2 separate regions of the Homo sapiens genome follow, and region 1 is linked to region 2. The links are chromatin contacts, found by Hi-C or POLR2A ChIA-PET in ENCODE. All regions are on one chromosome and are shown on one strand. The core of a region is the stretch at or near the end of the contact, and the rest is flanking DNA. Distances in the headings are between cores, read along the strand shown. Region 1 overlaps LOC107987105 (a long non-coding RNA gene). Region 2 holds the start of OR13D1 (olfactory receptor family 13 subfamily D member 1).

Region 1 (3,006 bases), core at 203-2,702, 46 kb before region 2:
TTAAAAAAATACATTTCCCGCCGGGCGCGGTGGCTCACGCCTTTAATCCCAGCACCTTGGGAGGCCGAGACAGGCGGATCACGAGGTTAGGAGATCGAGACCATCCTGGCTAACACGGTGAAACCCCGTCTCTACTAAAAATACAAAAAATTAGCCGGGCATGGTGGCAGGTGCCTGTAGTCCCAGCTACTCCGGAGGCTGAGGCAGGAGAATGGCGTGCACCCGGGAGGCGGAGCTTGCAATGAGCCGAGATGAGGCCACTGTACTCCAGCCTGGGCGACAGAGCGAGACTCCGTCTCAAAAAAAAAAAAAAAAAAAGTTTCCCAATTTTCATACTCCCTTGGAGTCATCTGAAGCTTCCACTTAGCACAAAATAAAAACTGGGAAGAAAGTTAATAAAAGTCATAACTTTAGAGGGTACTTCAGTATAAGTCCTGTTTCATATTATTTTTTATTAAAAATCAGTTGGTCTTGCCAGGTGCTGTGGCTCACGCCTGTAATCCCAGCACTTTGGGAGGCAGACTGGCAGATCACTTGAGGTCAGGAGTTCAAGACTAGCCTGGCCAACATGGTGAAACCTTGTGTCTCCACTAAAAATACAAAAATTAGCCAGGTGTGGTGGCAGGCACCTGTAATCCCAGCTACTTGGGAGGCTGAAGCAGGAGAAGTGCTTGAACCCAGGAGGTGGAGGTTGCAGTGGCCCAAGTATGCACCACTGCACTCCAGCCTGGGTGAGAGTTTCAAAAACAAACAAAAACATTTGGTCCTTTGCCTCTTTGTTGTTTTTTGTTTGTTTTCTCTTCTTTGTTTTTGGAATGAAGCATATTTGTTAATTTATATTACTAAAGTCTCCTTTATAATTACCTGTTTATTGAGAACTGAACCCTCTTTGGTTAGTTCTCATACCTACTTGGCTGCCCTTTCATTTTTTAAAGGTTTTAAGAAATATTTACTTAATCTCAGATCACTTGTTCGGTTCTCATCCCTTTTTTTCTCAGAGAATGTCAGTGATGCCTATTTACCGACAAGGGGTCATCAGATTTTATTATTTCTGATATTTCTTACATGCTGTTATGTAGTATACCTTTTACTTAAGTCCTTTCTTACTTTCATTTCACTCTGTAAAGCTGATATTTACATTTTAGACTAAAACACACAGCAAAGAGGAAGCTTAAAGAAGTTAGGTGGTTTGCCAAAGGTAACAAAATAAGCCATTTAGAGCTGGTTGGCTCATTTTAATTGCTCTCTTACAATCCAATATTTGAGCATATTGTAACTTTGTTCCTCTTTCTCTTTTGATACTTAAATATTCCCAGGTTTATAAATAATGCTTCAATGAGTAATTTTGTAGATATGTCCTTAGGCACATCCCTGTAAGTGGAATTAATGAGTCAACTTTACAATTTTTGGTTCACCATAGCCATTTATGCTCCCAGGCAGTGAATCGTATTTCCTCTTCCTGCACATTCTTGCAATTCTTGTAAGACTTTAATATTTGCATATCTTATGGATGAAAAATGTTTCATTGATTTCATTTATATTGCTCTGATTTCTTGTGAATTGAGAATCTTTTCATAATTTTATAGGCCATGTTGTTTTTCTTTTGTTGAGGTCCCTGTTTATATTCTTGGCCCAATTTTTTATTTTGTTGTTCATCTTTTTCATATTGATTTGAATGTTGCAATCCTGTCCCCTCAGCCTCGCAAGGTGTGGCTGGGATTAGAGGTGCACAACCATGCCTGGCTTGGTTTGAATGCTTTAAAAAATATATATATATATTCCGGCCGGGCGTGGTGGCTCATGCCTGTAATCCCATCACCCAAAAGTGATGGGAGGCCGAGACAGGTGGATCATGAGGTCAGGAGGTCAAGACCAGCCTGGCCAAGATGCTGAAACCCTGTCTCTACTAAAAATACAAAAAAATTAGCTGGGCATGGTGGCACATGCCTGTAATCCCAGCTACTTGGGAGGCTGAGGCAGGAGAATCGCTTGAACCCTGGGCGGCAGAGGTTGCAGTGAGCAGAGATTGTGCCACTGCACTCCAGCCTGGGCGACAGAGCAAGACTCCATCTCAAAACAAACAAAACAAAAACTTCCAGACTAATCTTTTTTTTGGATGTATGTTTTACTGATATGTTCTCCCATTTGTAGCTATTATTTAAACTTTCTAAGAGTATTTTGCCATATAGGTGTTTCTAAATTTAAATTATTGGTCTCATGTTTTTGTGCTTTTCCCCCTATTTAAGGTATACTTTCTTTTTCCTTGTGCATGATGATATTCTTGTATATTTTCCTGTAGATATTTTTACAGTTTTGCTTTTGCCCTTTAGGTATTTAATCTCTCTCAAGTTTATTTTAGTCACAGTATGAGGTGTAGATTTAATTTGATCTTTTTTTCAATATTAGTAGTCCATTACCAAAGAACAGTTTATTAAATAGTTCATTTGTTCCCTACCGATTTGTAATGCCATTATAAATCAAAGACCATTCACTTGGGATATAAACTTCCACAGATGCCTAGGCTATTTCTGGATCCTTCTAATCTGTTCCATTGATTAATTTGTCTTTACCTGTATCAGTACTAAGCAATTTGAATTACTGTAGCTTTATTATCCATCTTGACATTTTGTATAGTAAATATACATTTCTTATTATAACATTGTCTTGGCTATTCTTTGTCTTTGCTATTCAGTATGAATTTTTGGATAAGTTTGAGAAACTAAAAAAAATCTCAGTATCATTTTGATGGAAATTATATTAGATTTACAGAGAAATTCTGAATAAATTCATATATTTATTCTTGAATTTCCTAACATGAACAAAATTTGTGTCCCCAGTTTTTGGGAGGTTTTTCTGTGTGCTTTAATGACGATTTATATTTTTCCTCAAAAATTCCTTATGCAGTTTTTATTCATTGGCATTTTATAGTTTTTGTGATGTCATGAGATGCACTTCAAAGTATATTCTCTAACCAGTTGTGTTTCCTGCAGAAAATACTATTGAGTT
Region 2 (2,891 bases), core at 140-2,639:
TATATCCACTTCAAAGTGACTGAGAAAGGAGACAACAGAAAAGAAAGGAAGAGAAAGAAAATATACGGAGGAGAGGAGAGAGAGTAGCAGAATAGAGAGAGAGGACAAAATCAGAGGAGTAGAGAGAGACACACACATGGCAGGAGAGAGAAGAAAGAGAGACAGACAGAGAGAGAGACTGAGTGAGAGAGAGAGATTCATTTTAATGGACAGCATCAATATTTTTATAGGGCCAGTTTGCAGAACTGCTTACAGCTACAAACCCAGCAGACAAGGCACTATTAAGAAGGTTACATGAGCATGAAAATTCTACGTTGAAAAGAATGGGAATCTAATAGTTGGTTTTGCAAACACACAAGCTCTCGTGACAGTAGGTTTTGCAGTATCTAAATACAAAAGACAAGCTCTCTTGCCCCATTGAGGATATCGCATGCCCAAGGTTTTTCACATTTTCAATAAATGCAGATGTCTGCTCAGGACTTTCTTTACAGCCTCTTTGACCTCTTTATTCCTGAGGCTATAGATGATGGGATTTAACATTGGGCTTACCACTCCATAAGACAGCCCAATAATCTCATCAGATGTATTAGTGTTCTTTGACTTGGGTTTCATGTACATAAAAAGGGCTGAACCGTAGAATAAGATGACCACAATCGAGTGCGCTGAACAGGTAGAGAAGGCTTTCTTTCTTCCCTCAGCACAATTAATTCTCAGGATGGAAGAGAGAATAAACACATAGGAGATGAAAATTAACAGTAGAAGAATCACCAGTGAAACAATATTTGTCACTGTCATGATAAGCACATTGATGGTGATATCTGAACAAACAAGTTTTAGAAGGGCCAAAATTTCACAGGTAATATGATCAATGACATTATTCCCACAGAAAGGCAACATCATTGTCAGAACTGTTTGCAATAGGGAGGTCAGACAGCCTATGATCCAGGACCATGCAGCCATTTGCACATACAGCACTCCGTTCATGATGATGGAGTACCTCAGTGGGTTGCAGATGGCCACATAGTGGTCATAGGCCATCACAGCCAGGAGGACACACTCAGTGGAGCCCAAGCCAAGGGACACAACCATCTGCAGAGCACAGCCAATGAAGGAGATGGATTTTCTCTCAGACATAAATATAATAAGCATTGGAGGAATGGATGAGGATGTGTAACAGATGTCCAAGAATGAGAGGTTTCCAAGAAAGAAATACATGGGAGTATGGAGGCGAGAATCCAAGATGGTGATGATAATGAGGAGGCTATTTCCCAGGAGGATTATCATGTACATGATGAGGCAGAGCAGGAACAGAAAAAGCTGGAGCTCTGGATATTGGGAAAGCCCCACCAGAAAGAATTCAGTCATGGCAGAGTAATTTCTTGTCTCCATGTGTTCTAGGTCACCTGCCTGCTGGGTAGTATAGAAAAGGACATGATTCAGGTAAATTGAAATGTTTGATACATCAAAATCTGTAAATCTGTACATCTACAAATTTTCAATACAAATTTGCTTCCGATATTGTGTTTGATTCTTAGAATACTCTCAGTAAGCAAAACAGTATGGATATTGTACTAGTTTTATTGATTATGAAAATTGAGACATTGAGAAACCCAATATATCTTAGGACTACACAGCAGCACATTCAAAGCTACCAATACTGCCAGAATTATTCTGGGAAGTGTCAAATAAAGTTTAGGAACATGCTGCTTTCAAATGTAGAAAGAGATTTTGAACTTAAAGCTGTTTTTTTGATGAAGCTGGCCTCTATTTAAAAGATTTTATAGACTGCCAGTGACATATCATTTAACCTGGATGTAGCTTTGGTAAGTTGTTTATTTTTCTGAGTTGCAGATAGTTCATAGTAAGCTTGGAAAAAGCAATAATTATTTCTTAGAGTATAGTTAGAATTAGATAAAATATTAGGTGCCTAGAACCTAATGGTTCCAACATGGCATATGTGTGTGTGTGTGTGTGTATGCATATATGTAATATAATTATATTTACCTTATACAAGATATAATATTAAATGTATTTTTATACACATGCATTTTATGAATTATAGTATAATATTTAGATCTACCAATCTTAAAAGGGAAAAGTAGATTTAGCTTTTTAAAGGTAAAAGGTTTAAAGTTTGAAACCACACTTGACAGACTGTGAACATTTTTGTTCTCAGTGGGATATTTCATTGCACTTCTTTCAAAAACCTGTTAGGAGTCTGAGAATCATTGGAGGACTGTTCTAGAAGCTTCCAGAGATTAAGGAGTCTAGGTCCCAGCATGTACAGCTTTTTTTCCAGGCCCTGGGATTCTCTCTTCTTAAGTGTAGTATTACTGCCATTTTACAAAGTAGGAAACAGAGACAAAGAAAAGTTTAAGTAACTTTCTCAAGGTCATACAGATAGTAAATACTAAAGCCAGAATTCAATATCTAGCCATCTGGCTATAGAATCAGCCCTTTTACCCACCATACACTACTCTCTCTCAGTGGTTACTACACAGATTCCACGCAAGAGAAGACTATTACAAAAATGTATCTTCTGTTGGGGTACAGTGAGACAGCAAACATCATTTACTTGTGATTCTGATCATATGTGATGTGATGGAGAACTCTGAAGGCTGGACCACTTACTTTTTCCTGTAGCTTTTGATTGTGGTCTGCTCAGTTTTCTTTTCTTTTCTCTCGCTGTTTTTTTTTTTTTTTTTTTTTTTTAAGACGGAATCTTGCTCTGTTGCTTGGGCTGGAGTGCAATGGCGCGATCTCAGCTCACTGCAACCTCCACCTCCCACATTCAAGCGATTCTCCTGCCTCAGCCTCCCGAGTAGCTGAGATTACTGGCATGCTCCACTACACCTGGCTAATTTTTGTATTTTTAGTAGAGACGGGGTTCA

Evidence for each region. Hi-C counts contacts between places; a loop is a spot of excess contacts on that map. ChIA-PET counts read pairs that join two places held with the same protein, here RNA polymerase II (POLR2A). Pooled maps may share reads with other maps.
Region 1: a loop to region 2 is called in a map of endothelial cell of hepatic sinusoid, with 4 times the contacts of the local background. The contact joins the enhancer-like site here to the promoter of OR13D1 in region 2. A Hi-C loop is called at or near these places in 12 of 168 maps with a recorded cell type or tissue (Caco-2, GM12878, HCT116 and 9 more), 25 of 37 single-sample maps with no recorded cell type and 15 of 50 pooled maps. POLR2A ChIA-PET finds 5 or more read pairs at or near these places in 2 of 52 experiments (activated CD4-positive, alpha-beta T cell and activated T-cell).

The regions. Positions count from the first base shown.
Region 1 is chr9:104,739,202-104,742,207 of GRCh38, reverse strand. All of the region lies in intron 1 of LOC107987105 (a long non-coding RNA gene), which reads left to right. Among named protein-coding and RNA genes, the nearest start is that of NIPSNAP3A, 7.0 kb to the left of the region's middle. Within about 2 kb of position 1,452, at least 2 of the 41 ENCODE cell types and tissues checked have a DNase peak (open chromatin) inside an H3K27ac peak, as active enhancers do; they include PC-3, where a contact is called at or near this core.
Region 2 is chr9:104,693,016-104,695,906 of GRCh38, reverse strand. OR13D1 (olfactory receptor family 13 subfamily D member 1) reads right to left here and starts at 1,389. Exons shown (of 1, transcript NM_001004484.2): 1 at 445-1,389. The coding sequence starts at 1,389. The coding sequence ends at 445. All of the region lies in intron 1 of LOC107987105 (a long non-coding RNA gene), which reads left to right.